2 separate regions of the Mus musculus genome follow, and region 2 is linked to region 1. Evidence: chromatin contacts called from ENCODE Hi-C or POLR2A ChIA-PET data. All regions are on one chromosome and are shown on one strand. Each heading gives the region's core, a stretch centred on a gene start or an enhancer-like site at or near the end of the contact. The rest is flanking DNA. Distances are from core to core; before and after follow the strand shown.

Region 1 (7,380 bases), core at 1,917-4,416:
CTACATGAGTTACTGGACCTCAGAACAAAGAATAGGAAATTGAGGACCAGAAAGACTGAGTAGTTTGCCCAAGGTGGTGCAGCCAGGAAGTGACCGAGCCCAGGCACTGGTACTCCACAGTCCATGAACTTCCTCTGTGAGCCCCACTTTTTCTGCTTCTATTCCCACTCTTCAAGCTCTGTAGAGTCTCTCCTCAGCTCCAGAGAGTGAGTAGGGCAACAAGAAAGTATGTGGTATTCCTCTTACCTGGACTTGACTTTGTGTTTGCTTGATAAATGATTGCGTGCCTCCCTTGAAAGAGGGGTAGCTCTGTGTAACCTATAGGGACCATTTTCCTGTCTCCTCACAAAGCAGCTCTTAAAAAAAAAAAAAAGAGAAGAATCTTTGAGTGGAACTTACCTCTTCACAGCCCTCCCCCCAGTTCTTGGCCCTTCACAGATTCCAGATATTCTAGTCAAATCCTTTAGAAGAGTCAGAAGACATGAATGTTGGTACCACTCATCACCCCACCCCGTCCCTGTACCCTTGTCAGACATTACTAATCGATCACTGAGCTTTTTCTGAGTGAGCTGGGAACTAATTTCCCAGTGTAGCTTAGAGGGGAGCAGAGAATTCATCTGGAGACATCAAGAGAGATCCTAGAATATGAGACAGTCTACAAGACAGACAAATGGGGCAGAGACGGTTAAACTGAGGAACGGAGGCACAGGGAGATCAATTAAATTCCTCAAGCTCTCAGTAGCAGAGGCTGGGCTGGGTTCTTCTCTGAAGTTCTTGCTCCTCTCTGGAACCTGAATTTTCTAATTGCTAGAGGTGTGTGTGTGTGTGTGTGTGTGTGTGTGTGTGTGTGTGTGTGTAAGAGAGAGAGAGCCAGAGAGAGAGCGAGAAGGGGGGGGTCTTGCTCTTTTGTCCAGGCTGGCCTGGAACTCACCATGTAATTCATGTAGTTCACGCTGGATTGAACCCTCAGTGACCTTCCTGTGTCAGCCTCCAGCATGCTGAGATTATAGGCACAATCTTAACCACACCTGGTTTTGTAATTACTAGTTCAAGTGAGAATCCTCTCTGGGAGCCCGATAAATTTGTAGAGGCAGTAGGGGCAGGGAAGGCATGTCTTAGCTTCTTGGTACCCCAAGTTTCCATCCCAGTTAGGGATTAGCACAAAGTCAGCACAAAGTCAGTGTCTGTTGGAGCAGTAACTGGTTAAGAGCCCCAGACTGAGAAGCTGGGTGGTATGGACAGAAGACACTCTCATGGGGACCAGGGCTCGCTTGTGTACAGGATGGGAAAAATCTAGAGGCTGTGGCTGGGCCCTGGGGGAAGAGCACCTCCCCTGTCACTTCACATCAAGGCCCGTAGCACTGAGAGAATCATACAGTCTTGTTACCCAGTGACCTAAGATGTGAAATTAAATTAAAAATTAGTTGGCGTATTAATTAGACAGGCAAATCACTCCCTGTCAACATCAATCAATTCTTTTAGGCATAAAATCAGAACAGCCAAGGCAGGGCAGGGTGAGGTTCTCCAACGTGTGCCTGCTGGAGACCAAGGCAGTGGGTAGGAAAGAGAAGTGTCTGAGGGTTCTGCCAGGTGCCCCAAGTCCCATTCACCCACAAAATCTTCTTCAGCTGCTTTTTAGAGGAGCCTCTCCCTCCAGCTTGGTCTCCACTGGTCCTATCTTGAGCATCTTACAAAATTCCAGAGCCCTTCCCAGCATCCCCCACTGCGAGGACTGTGACTCTTTTGTCTCTCACCTTTGACTCGAGGTCCCTTGCTTGAGATTTCTGTCATGCATAAAGACTACACAAGCTACTCATTTTTGCCTAGCAAACACCAAGGCGCTTTCTAAAAACTAAGATATCACTGACACCCACTAAAGTTCATCCCGGTGACTGCGCTGCTGCTGAGTTGAGACCATAACCAAACAACGTTGTCATCACCACTAAGTCCTTCCAAAGTCACAGACAGCTTCCCCTCCATCAGCCCTGATAAGCCACCTATCACTTTCCTGTCTCTAAAACATTTTGCTTGTCCCTGGGTGTCACATAATTAGAAGTACACAGGGTTAGATCTCCGCATCTGGCTTCTGGCTTATTTTGCTTAGCATAATGCATTGTGATTCACCTATCTGTGCATCGGTAGCCATTGTCTAGATGTACCATAGTTTGTTTATCCAGTTCCCAGCGAAAGGACATTGGGTTCTCACTTGATAGGTTTAAGAATAAAGCCACTACAAATGATTGTATGCAGAATTTCATCTAAACCAAGTTTGTATCAATTGGGTAAATATCTAGGACACTATTTCTAAGTTCCACGGTAGATGTTTTTTATGACTTTGTAAGAAACTGCTGCGCTGTCTTGCAAAGACTGACTTTATGCCCATCAGCAATGAAGGAGACTTTGGTTGCTCCACACTGCTGATGCAAGTGTGTGCCCACCTGCTGAGTGTGTGGAAGCCAGAGGTTAGTGTCAGGATGTTTTCTTCCATTTCGTCTCCATCTTTTCTTCAGGTCTCCTTTAGCTTGGAGCTCTCTGATTCGGCTATACTGCTTGGCTATTGAGCCTCCTGGAATCTGCTTGTCTCTGCTCTCCCAGGGCAGGGGCTACAGATGCATAAGCACCACACTTGCTACTTCACCTGAGTTCTGGGGTCTCAACTCCGGTTCTCATGCTTGCACGGAAAGCATTTTATCCGGTGAGCCATCTCCCCACTTGTGGTGTATAAATTTTAAGAAATGACATCATGCGTTGCTGATGACCACACTTATACAGTTTGCAGACCCAGTGGCAAAACACAAACATGGAGTCCCTTGTTCAGAAGAGAAGGAAAGAAAATACTATTGGAGTTACTGACTTTCTGTGGTCTTTCTCTTGGCTTCTAGTAGGCTGTTTGGTCTGCTTTTTAAATTTGTTCTTGGATGTTTTCCTGTGTTCTGGGGTGTGTTTGTATTCATATTCTGAGCAGAGACAAAGGTCTAGATGCACACAGGACTCTCTCACAGGCTCAGGCTCGGGGTCGCACCGCTGCTGCTATAAATGAGGGAATGCCAACTGACTTCTGTGGTTCTGGGAAGCTGACCAAGAACGCACTCCCCACCGGGACCCAGACCTTCTAAGAAGAGTCACTTTATAACCAGATTTTCTCTCTGGCTATTGATGGAAGCCGCTAAGACAGATGAAGCAACTCTGTCAAGCATAATTGTGCAATCCAAGCACAACACGGTGGTTGAAGGAAGGTCTGGGAGCCGATGTCACTGATAGGAACTGAAAGCCCTGTGAGCTGGCACGCCAAAGCCACACACCCATTAGCTTTGTGAACCGGGGCCTCATGGCTTTGTGTGTGTGCTGACAGGAGACACTGCCCCTCACAGCTGTTGTTATAGGGCTGGTACTGGAACAAAACTTATCCTGTTCTGGGTCTGATCTTGGAAGGAGCAGGCCCAGAGTTGGGCCTCAGGGCTGCTGCACCCACCACCTGTCTCATCAGGCAGTAGGAGAGGAGTGGGTGGCTCCTTTCAGGAGAGTGTTAACCCTTTCTTCTCTGGCTGTCCTGCCCATCCAGAACATGGAGAGTCATAGTACCTATGACTCTGCTTCTGGATAATTTAGTGGAAAGGTTCATTTGGACAACAACAACAACAACAACAACAACAGTCCCATTGTGCACATTGTGCAACGTTGTAACTCTTCCATCCCATGAAAACAGAGGCACAGAAGGGAACCAGCCCTGCCTGCAAAGGTAGATCTGTTTCTCTGCAGCAGGGGGATGTCTCAAATGTCTCTTGCCATCAATCTTCAAATGTTCCCAGTTTCCACAGAGGTACAGCCTGCTCTGCTGCCAGGAAAGACAGCAGGTAAGAAACCATCAACACAGAGGATCCCTGTCTCACAAACAAACAAAGGAAAGGGGGGAAGGAAGGAAGGGAGGGAGGAAGGAAAGAAGGAAGGAAAAGGAAGAAACCATTAAGCCAGGCAGTGAGATGGATCAGCCAGCTGGTAAAAGGTGATTGCCACCAAGCCTAATGACCTGAGTTCAGTCCCCTGGATTCCCAAGATAGAAGAAGTATGGCTTTAAGACACACACACACACACACACACACACACACACACTGAATAAATATAAAGAACTAACCTAGGCCTATGGGGGCTCACAGAGACCGGGCCACCAACCAGGAAATATGCAGGCACTGGACCTGGACTCCCTACACGTTGTAGTAAACGTTCAGCTCTGCTTTCATGCGGGTCCCCTAACATGTGGAGCCAGGGTCTCGGTCTCTGTTCCTTGACATTGGATCCCCTTCCCCCTACCTGGACTGGTTGGGCTTCAGTGGGAAAGAATGCACCCAGTCCTGCTGGGACTAGATGTCTCAGAGTGGTCCCAAGGCCCCCCTCTCCCCCTTCTTTGAGGAGGAGAGGGGACAAGGGGCAATGGGGCGAAGGGACTTGTAAGGGTGGGACTGGGACAAGAGGCAGGGGGGCTGTGATCGGAATGTAAAGTGAATAAAAATAAATAAATTATTGGAGGAAATAAATAAATAAATATAAAGGAATGTAAGAAAGCAAAGGGAAAAAAAAGCATGAAAACAAGCATGGGGCCTTGAAATGAAGCAATCAAGCAAACATGCCCCTGAACCGTGGTGAATGTTACAGTCAGGAAGAGGGCAGGGTCCGTGAGAACACAGCACAGAGGAGCTCCACCCAGCTCAAGGGCAGATGCCTCAGGAATGATGAGAGGGGATGAGGGGGGTGTCTGCCTGTGTGGGGGGAGGGTGAGATGGGCCCTGGAGGTACCCGAGGATGTGGCTCCTAGTGGGAGGGTGAGCCAGGCCCTGAAGGTACCCGAGGATGTGGCTCCTCTTTGTGGTAGAGCCATGAGGTTTTGGGGGGATACGGTCAAAGTCACTGTAACATTAGTAATGGCCACTCTAGTCTCAGGGAGCCTATCGAGCGCTTTGGGGAACATCTGGCCAACAGCAGGGGTAAGGCTGCTTCATTCTTGGATGCTGCCAGTAACAACAGGCTGCCTCCTGCCTAGCTGTCCGTTCATCAAGCTGAACCCAGGCTGGGGGGACTGAAGCCTTCTGATGCCCTGGACAAAGAGCTGTTCCCCTCAGGGCGCATCTGAACAGCCTGCCTTCACACCCCTCGTCTCTTTGCCTCTGCTCCCTCTCTTTGCCGGGATGGCTTCTCCCTTCCATCTGTCTTGTTATAGTCAGAATAAAAGATGAGACTCCTGCGAGCCTAACCAAGGCCAGCCAGGCAGGTTGCCAACCCCAACTGTAAGAGGTCAGCGTGTGGGAAGAGGGGGTGCTTTCCGTATCCCAGAGGATGACAGCATAGTGTCCGACCCTGAGGGCCTCCTCCTCTCTCAGTTCTCAACTCTCCTCTGTTTCTTCTTAGTTGAAGCAGAGGTCACGGGAAGGAGGCAGGAGTCCTAGTATGCAGGCATTTGGAGCCAACTCTTCTGACCTCTGTTCCAGCTGAGCAGTCACTACTGGGGACTGTATGAGGAAAGAGCAGGCAGAGGCCAGGCCAGACAGAGGTGGCTCTTAAGCTAGGTACAGTCCCTGTCGAACCGATGGAGACAATGAGCTGAGGGTGAGACAGAAGTACAGAGAGAGCGAGGTGTTAAAAGTCTCAGTCATTCCTACCAGCTGACCTTCTGGTCTTGACCTTTGGGTAAATGGAAACTTGTCCCTGGGGTGAGAGGACAGGAATGAACCTATTCTTCTTTTAATCTGCCCACAAGTTCTTCAGTCTTCCGCTATCCAACACATCAATACAACTCTGCTGTGTTTGTTACTAACAAAACTTAGATCTTCTGGAATTTGAAGACTTTTCTGTGACACCTAGAGCCACCTTCGTGGTAGCATGAATAATAAAAGGTCTCTCACTGACTTGGATGTTGGATTAAAGTGTCTGCAGGACTTGGTCCTCCCTGGGTCCCCTTATTGGCTGTGGATAGATGGCTGTCTTCCCCCTGCACCCTTCTAGGTGTTCCCTCCGTGTGCACTCGGTCCTCCTTTCTCATAGACACTCCAGGCAGTTATAAAGATCAAGGAAGAGGCACACGCATTACTAGGTGTGATGGCTATTCTTGATTGTTAACTACACCCGGAGTTAACTAAAACCCAAGCGGCTAGTGTGGTGGCTTGAATAGAAATGTCCCCCAAAGACTCATGTGTTTGAATGCTTGGCCCATAGGGAGGTGTGGTCTTGTTGGAGTGGGTGTGGCCTTGTTAGAATAGGTGTGGCTTTGTTAAAGGAACTATGTCACTAGCTGGGAACCTGGAGCACACTGGCCTGCAGCCAGATCAACAGGTTGGAGAGTGTCCCTTCCAGGCAGCTCAACTGGTCTGAGAGTGTCTTTCTCTGCATCACTTCCTTCCTGCTTCTATATGCTGGGGAGAGGGAGGGATGAGGCGAGTCTTGTCAGTTTCAGGAATTTCCTGGGGCCACTGAATTGCTTACTTCCTGAGCTTAAGGAGCTTCTCTGCAGGATGGAGTTCTTACACATCAAATGACGGCTCAATACGTTTAAACATGCAGTATGGACCAGACAAGAATCCAGTTCTGTGTGTTGTGTGTAGAACACACAGTAGTAGAAACCTGTAAACTCATCTATACTGCGGGGCATCCCTTGTGCTGATTGCTTCAGGTTGCTTAGGACAGAGAATAAAAGAGCCACATGTTGGAGGCGGTGGCCAAGAAAGAAGCTGTTTCATTGGGAGAAGGAGTCAGAAAGGAGTTAAGTGGGGAAAGAATTAGCAAGTTTCAGAGGATGTGACCTTTGACCTGACAGTTGAAGGAAGAAATCCAGGTAGCAAAGTCACCTGAGCATAGAGAGGCCAGTCAGGTGGAGGCGGCCTGTGCACAGGTGGCAGTGGGAAAGGCCTGTTCCTGCAGTTCCAGAAGGTACAGCTTGGAACACTTGGTCAGCTATGGGTCTGAGAAATGACACACTCACTTCCAGCCAAGCCTGTAGTCCCGTGGGATGCGGGGCACCATCCACCTTGTATTTTGGACTCTGTGCACACAAAGCCAGAGGTTCATTCTGGGGCCTCCCTGAGGAGTGCACTTGCTGCAGGAACCAGGAAGCTGGGCATGTGTTCACACACCCAAAGGTTCCCTTCTGTCTTTGATAGTGAGTGGGACCCTGTTTTAGTTACAGTTCTCTTGCTGTGAGAAGACACCTTAAGCAAGGCAGCGAATCAAGGAAAGCATTTAACTGGGGGCCTGCTTCCAGTTTCAGATTAGTTTATGACCACCCTGCCTGGGAACATGGTAGCAGGCAGCCTTTAGTAAGAGCGGTAGCTGGGAGCTCACATCTTATCTATAATATAGGGGCAGAGATTGAGAGACTGGGCCTGGTGTGGACCC
Region 2 (6,942 bases), core at 1,660-4,159, 69 kb after region 1:
TACTTGTCTAAGTTTACTATTTTTGGAGAATTCCTGTGCCATACATCTGCTGAAAAACTATTTAGAAAACTTACTGGGCCAGTGGGATGGCTCAGCAGGCAAAGATGCTTGCTCCAAGCCTGGTGACCGGAGTTTAATCCCGTAGGCCCCAGTGATGGGAGGAGAGACATGATACCCACAAGTTGTCCTTGTTCTCTGACTTCCACAAATATACCATGCCGTGCACATGGCAAATGTGAGAAAAAACACTTGCAGCCCCAAACGGTTTCTTGATTCTACAGAATTGTGCAGTGATGCGCACCTATAATCCCAGGACTCAGGAAGTGGAAGCAGGAAAACTGAGTTTAAATCCAGCTTCGGCTGCACAGTGAGATCCTATCTCAAAAACAAAAGATGGGGAAACGAAATCATGCATCGTCATTCTGATCTTGAAGACCAGCACAATCCCACCCTGTTTAAAATGACTTTATGTGTGTGCATTCACGCTCACACATGCATGACATGTGGAGGTCATAGGACAACCTACGGGAGTTGGCGCTCTCCTACCATAAGGTACCTAAGGACTAAGCTCAAGAGATCAGGCTTGGCTGCAAGCTCCCTTACCTTCTGAGCCCTCTGGCTAGCCTCCTTCCTTTATTTCAAGAATAGTATTTAATCATGAAAATTTTATCTTTTGCGTATGAATCTTTTAAAAATGATTTATCTTTTGACTGAGCAGTCTGTGCACTGTGCCAGGCCTGGTGCCTGCAGATGCTAGGAAAGGGTCTTAGATTCCCCCTGAGACTTGAATTATAGGAGGTTGGGAGGTACCAAGTGGATACTGGAAATGAAGCTTGGATCTTCTGTAAGACCAGCCAATGCATTTAAGCTCTGAGCCATTTCCCTAGTTCCTTATATGTTGAGTTCTGATATTCCAAATTAAGATCTCATTTTCAAAACTTACAGAAAGATGCTACATGCTACATTGATAAGTGGGTTAAACATTTTCCTCTTGGGCTCACTGGTAAAGCACTTGCCTAAGATATACAAAGCCCTAGGTTGAATCTTCAGCAGTGGAAAAAATTATTTTTCTTCCTGTTTGTCTAAACATAGAGCTTTTTAAACAGATTGATCAGGGATATAGAAAAAAAATCTTACGCTGTTCATCTTTATGGAGTTTCATGGTGTTGAAAGACAAAAATTAATCTTTGCATCGTGGCCCACATCTGGAACCCCAGTGACGGGGCGTTGGAAACATAGACAGTTCCCTGGAGCTAAAGAGATGAGCACTAAGTTCAGTCAGAGTCTATGTCTCAAAAACTAAGGTGAAGAGCACTTAAGGAAGATGCCGATGCTAATCTCTGGGCTTTACAAGCATACCTGCATATACACACATCAACACATACATACATACATACATACATACACATACACATGCACACACACATACACATGCACATGCACACACACACACACACATACATACACACATCAACACACACATGCATACACACACACATATATACATACATACACACATCAACACACACACACACACGTTTTTTATTCTCCTGATATAACTGTCATCCTGGAGGCTTACTGCCTTTTGTTTCTTAACCTAGGCCTAGTCCCCAAAGCTTCTAGCCTCCGGACAACCTAATCTAAACCTAGAATGTTCTCAACCTCTGAGACTTACTGCTGAGTAAGCTCACCCTTTTTAGTTCTTTCTGAGCTCTGCTGGCTGGTTCAACTTAGCTGTCCTGGCTCAAAACTGCTTTCCGAGCTGAAAGGAAAACGCCGAAGAATCTCCACTATTGACAAGATTGTTTATTCAATAGGTCAACGGGTGAATAGCACTGATAAAGGGTGGACAGCCACCAGAAACCACAGTGGCTGGCTGGCTAGTCAAATAAGTGGCTGATCCACTTATAACTGCTTTCAGCTTACAAAAACACTTAGTCTGATTTCTAGGGAAGCAACTAAAAGATAAATAGAAAAGTCTCTTGAGAAACAAACCTCGAGGTATGAACCCAAGTGATACTATGCAGTCCACGCAAACGTAGGTAATCAGAAACACCAAGATCGCTTAGGCAGGCACCATGGGAACCAAAACAAATGGGGGAGGGGGCAAAGACTCCCACTGACGTCACACAAGAGGCTGCGTGTTAAACCCGCTACTCCAAACAGAATAAAAGGAAGCACAGGCGGGTAAAAGTCCCCGCACCAATGACAGGCCCTGCAACACTCACTGCAGAACTTAAGTTTGTTCCAGCGTTGTTCCATAGTGAAAAGCGTGCTTGGCCCACACTAGGCTCTCAACATTACAGGTGTGCAATGTAATGAATGACTTAAGGATGGAGAGCATCGGCTTTTGGAAAGGTAGATGTGCATTGCTTTCTTTGCTCCCATCACCTCCTGGAGTTTTTTTTCCCCCCAACTGGAATAGACATTAATAAATCAAAGCAGGTGGAGTCCTGGCACTCAGCTGAACTGCAAATTCTTTTGCACAAGTCGTAGAGCCTTCTCCTGCCTGCCTCTCACCGTGACCAGGGACCAGATTCTGGGACAACTGCAATCTACGGTTTCCGGAGCTACTTGCTCCTCCTGAGGTCCCAACCCAGGGATGCAGCGCACGGCCAGAGTCAGAATCCCCGGGCCAGCATTCCTCCTCCACGCTTCCCACTTCAGTCTCCCGCAGACCCGCCCCCTCGTCGGTCTCCACAGCCCGCGGCCTCACCCGTCGTGAGTGGCTGGCGATGGCTTGCGGTGCCATATCTTGCCGCTCTCCTTGTTGCCCAGGTCAGTGCTCTGCATGTCGAACCCCGACCCCTACCCCGACTCCGATCCGCGGCTGACCCGGTGAGGGTAACCGTCCCGAGAGCTACCCAGCAGTCCCCGCGCGCCCAACCCGGGAAATTCGAGCGGCCGCCGCGGGGTCTCCGCCCCCAAGGACTGTGCCAATCACGCGGGGGACGCCCCTTCTAGTTACAACCAATCAGGACGGGGATCCGCCCACCTCCGCTCTTGTGGTCCCTCCACTCTGGACAATGGAAACAACCAACGGCTTCTCTCTAGACTCCACCCCTTTTCTGAGGCTTCTAATTCTGCGACCCAAAGGCTTCAGGGAGTTGTAGTTTTCTGAAAACCAAGTCTGGGACTTCAATTCTCTGACACCTATAGGCTCAAACAGACACCAAAAGTGTTTTTCTCCTGAGAGCTTGCTGCCTCCTGCATTTCGTTCTCTATTGCGTTTAGAATAAGAGATTTATAGAAATAACAAAGATGCAAAAGACAAGTTCGTTGAGAAATGGAGGAGTTCCTTTCCTAGAACTTACAGGCACGGCAGAACTCCACAGACCTAAATGAATTCCGCTTTGTTTGGTTTGTTTTTGTTTATTTTTTGCCATACTCATCACGCTTTAATTGCGTAAATTTACAAGATGCTCCCACATTATGGTTTGCAACCCACTCCTCATAATCTAGAAAAGTAAAAAAACGTCAAGAACCAGCTGCACTGGCATCGGAAATCTTTTTCACTTAGCAAAATTCACTCAGTGTTTCTTTAGTGCTTACTACGTGTGGCTGTCCCGCGTGCTTAACAGGCCAACGCACTTAATTCACAGAGAAGCAATTTAGATAATACTTTTAACTCCACTTCAGTGATGTATGAAGTTGCAAGTCGATTTCTAATGAAATCGGTCCACGTTTGGCGTATAAAACAGAAATAATGCCAGGTAGTAGTGGCACACGTCTTCAATCCCAGTACTTGGGAGGCAGAAGCAGGCAGATCTTATGAGGTCAGGCTAGCCTGGTCTACAGAACTAGTTCCAGGATTGCCAGAGTTACACAAAGAAACCCTGTTTCGAAAAACCAAAAACCAAATGAAAAGACCAGAAATGTATTCTCTCAACATTCCGTGTCAACAGAGTCTGGCAACAAAGATTTTCTTCTTTGTCTGGGATAGCCACCTTTTGTTTGTTGCAAATATCTCTTTACTTTTCTCATATATGAAAATAAATGAAAAATCTTAAAGTAAAAATTAAATGAGGTTTTCAAAAGAGAGTGTAAATATTTTTAAGGGAACACGACTTGAGTTCACCACACTGCTAGGAAAGGACCTTTCTCTCCTGATCGGTTTTGAGCTGTAGTCATCTGATGTGTGTATGACTCCTGAGACTTAAGGTGTGTATCCAGACATAGTCAGGCTCTGCCAAAGACTTATCCGATGTGTATGTATGTCTTTCCTTCTTGTTGTTAATGAGGCATGTAATGGTACTTGGTTTATTTATTTATTTATTTGTAATGACACTTGTAACATAGCCTCTGCCCTTTGTCAGCTTCAGTAAGCTTCTTACAACTGCTCCCTCATTAACATAGATCAGCCGCACTTCTGACCCACACCTGCTTCTGTCTCCTGTTCCCTTTGGGGCACTCATGCAAGGCTATTTGAGTCGGTATCTCACAAGGTTCTCTCTAAGTCTCAGAGCTTGACTTGCCATTTACTATGGACAGTTACAGTTGGATTTAGGGTTCACAAGAATAGTCCAGAATGATATTCTTAGATGAAACTCAACTTAAAAAAAAAGATTTATTTATTATTATATGTAAGTACACTGTAGCTGTCTTTTAGACACACCAGAAGAGGGCATCAGATCTCATTACGGATGGTTATGAGCCACCTTGTGGTTGTTGGGATTTGAACTCGGGACTTTTGGAAGAGTAGTTAGTGCTCTTAGCTGCTGAGCCATCTCACCAGCCGGAAACTCCTTAACTTACATCTTCAAAGATTGGTGCATGTGCGCACGTGTGTGTGCGTGTCTGTCTGTCTGTCTGTCTATGTATATGTTTGCTAGGCTTCACGCATACTTCGAGTAGTATGTAGACATATATGAGGGGAGAGGGGAAAGAATTTGATTTGCCACAGATAGGTGCTACTATTATCCCTATTTCCTAGGAAATTGAAGTAAGAGGAAAGCCAAAAGAGAGGCATGATCCTTCTGTTCTTGAGCCCCATGATTTTCAACAACAAAAAAAGCAACCACAAAAGAAATGTTTGGTCAGCAGCATGACACATTCCTATAATACTAGCACTTGGGAGGCTAAGACTGGGTGATTTCAAATTGGAGCCCAGCCTGAGCCACAAAATTTTACTTTGGCTCAGAAAAAAAAAATCCTATGGATCATTAGTCAATAACAGACACATACACACTCTATATATATTCTTAATTTGCATATTTAAAGTATATAATTGTGTAAGTTTGACATAAGTACTCATTGTGAACCTACTACCAAATCAAGAGGATGAACATATCTGTCACCGTAAGACTCCCTCCTGTCTCTCTCTCTTTTTTTTTTTGAGACTCAGTTTCTCTGTATAGTCCTGGCTGTCCTGGAACTCACTCTATAGACCAGGCTGGCCTTGAACTCGGAAATCTACCTGCCTCTGCCTCCCACGTGCTGGGATTAAAGGAATGGGCCACCACTGCCCGGCAACAGCTTTCTTCATGTGTCTTATACACCAATAAAATTAATGTATACAAAGCATCAAAGATTAACAGTAACATTAATGATGATTCCCATGGTACTCAGAGCCCTTAGAGGCGCCACCACGCCCGGCTCCCTCCTGTCTCTTCTTTGTGATCTTTTTCTATCCCCATCCGACTTGGTGTATTGCCACGGCTGGATGTTGTCTGTCCCTCACATTAATTATTTTCTAGACATTTATATAACTGGAATCTTATTCACCCCCTCCTTTTTCTCCTTCATTTGGATTCTTTTTTTTTTTTTTTAAGATTTATTTATTTATTTATTTATTACATGTAAGTACACTGTAGCTGTCTTCAGACCCTCCAGAAGAGGGAGTCAGATCTCATTATGGATGGTTGTGAGCCACCATGTGGTTGCTGGGATCTGAACTTTGGACCTTCGGAAGAGCAGTCCGGTGCTCTTATCCACTGAGCCATCTCACCAGCCCCATTTGGATTCTTTTATATACCATGAGCTTGAAATTGTTATGAAGAGATTCAGTTGTTTTGTTGGGACACCAGTTAGTCATCATTTTCATTGCTAAGTGGTGTTCTATTATATCCGTATGATCTGTTTATCATTCATGAACATTACCATGGTTTCCGGTTTTTCTTCTCCCGAGTAAAGCTGTTATGAACACTCTTTTATTTCTCTGGGAGGTGTTCCTGAGAGTGGAGCCATTGCCTTGTGTGACAGGCATCAGTTTAGCTTTTCAGGAGGCTGGCAGATGTGTTCCACACATGGGTGGTAATTCACACGCGCGCGCGCGCGCGCGCGCGCGCACACACACACACACACACACACACACACACCACCTCAAAGCAGGAGTCCAGGTGCTCCTCGTTGGTAATGAATCTGTCATTTTGGCCACTCTGAGGATATTGCAGTATCCATGGCGATTTTAATTTCTTCTTCTGAAATGGCAAATGAGGCTTAGCATCTCTTTATGCAATTATTTGTGTTCTATGTGAATTCTTGCTAAGTATCTGCTCGAATCCTTTATGCGTTTTTAATTGGATTGTTTGAATTCTTATTATTGTGCTTTGAGACTCATTCATGTAATCCTAAGTACAAGCTTTTCATTGTACATATATTCGCTTTGCAAATATTTTTTTTTCAGTCTGTGGCTTGTTTTTCCACTTTTTAAAAAGGCTGTTTGTCAAACATGATATTAATGAAGATCAGCCTATCAGTGTTTCATATTTGGAGGGGATTTGGGGAATCATCTTTAAGAAACCTTTTCCTATGGAACTGGGGAGATGGCTCAACTGGAAATGTGCTTGCTGTGCTGAGTTCAAACCCCCAGGATACACCAAAAAGGCTGGGCATGGAGGTACACATTTATAATCCTGGTCCTGAGGAAGCAGAGACTGGCAGATCGATCCCAGGGTCTCCATGGCCAGTTAGCCTGGACTACTTACTGAGTTTGACACTTGC

Evidence for each region. A loop is a pair of places that touch in the nucleus more often than their neighbours do. ChIA-PET counts read pairs that join two places held with the same protein, here RNA polymerase II (POLR2A).
Region 2: a map of gastrocnemius shows a loop between it and region 1 (2.4-fold over the local background). The contact joins the promoter of Tbc1d31 here to the enhancer-like site in region 1. A Hi-C loop is called at or near these places in 4 of 37 maps with a recorded cell type or tissue (gastrocnemius, heart and left cerebral cortex). POLR2A ChIA-PET finds 5 or more read pairs at or near these places in 3 of 5 experiments (Patski and embryonic stem cell).

Annotation. Positions count from the first base shown.
Region 1 is chr15:57,976,758-57,984,137 of GRCm38, reverse strand. LOC115488500 (a long non-coding RNA gene) reads left to right here and starts at 6,792. Exons shown (of 3, transcript XR_003951568.1): 1 at 6,792-6,915. Within about 2 kb of position 3,166, at least 1 of the 3 ENCODE cell types and tissues checked has a DNase peak (open chromatin) inside an H3K27ac peak, as active enhancers do; it is gastrocnemius, where a contact is called at or near this core.
Region 2 is chr15:57,908,166-57,915,107 of GRCm38, reverse strand. It overlaps Tbc1d31 (TBC1 domain family, member 31), which reads right to left and starts at 2,909. Exons shown (of 21, transcript NM_001081396.2): 1 at 2,717-2,909. The coding sequence starts at 2,793.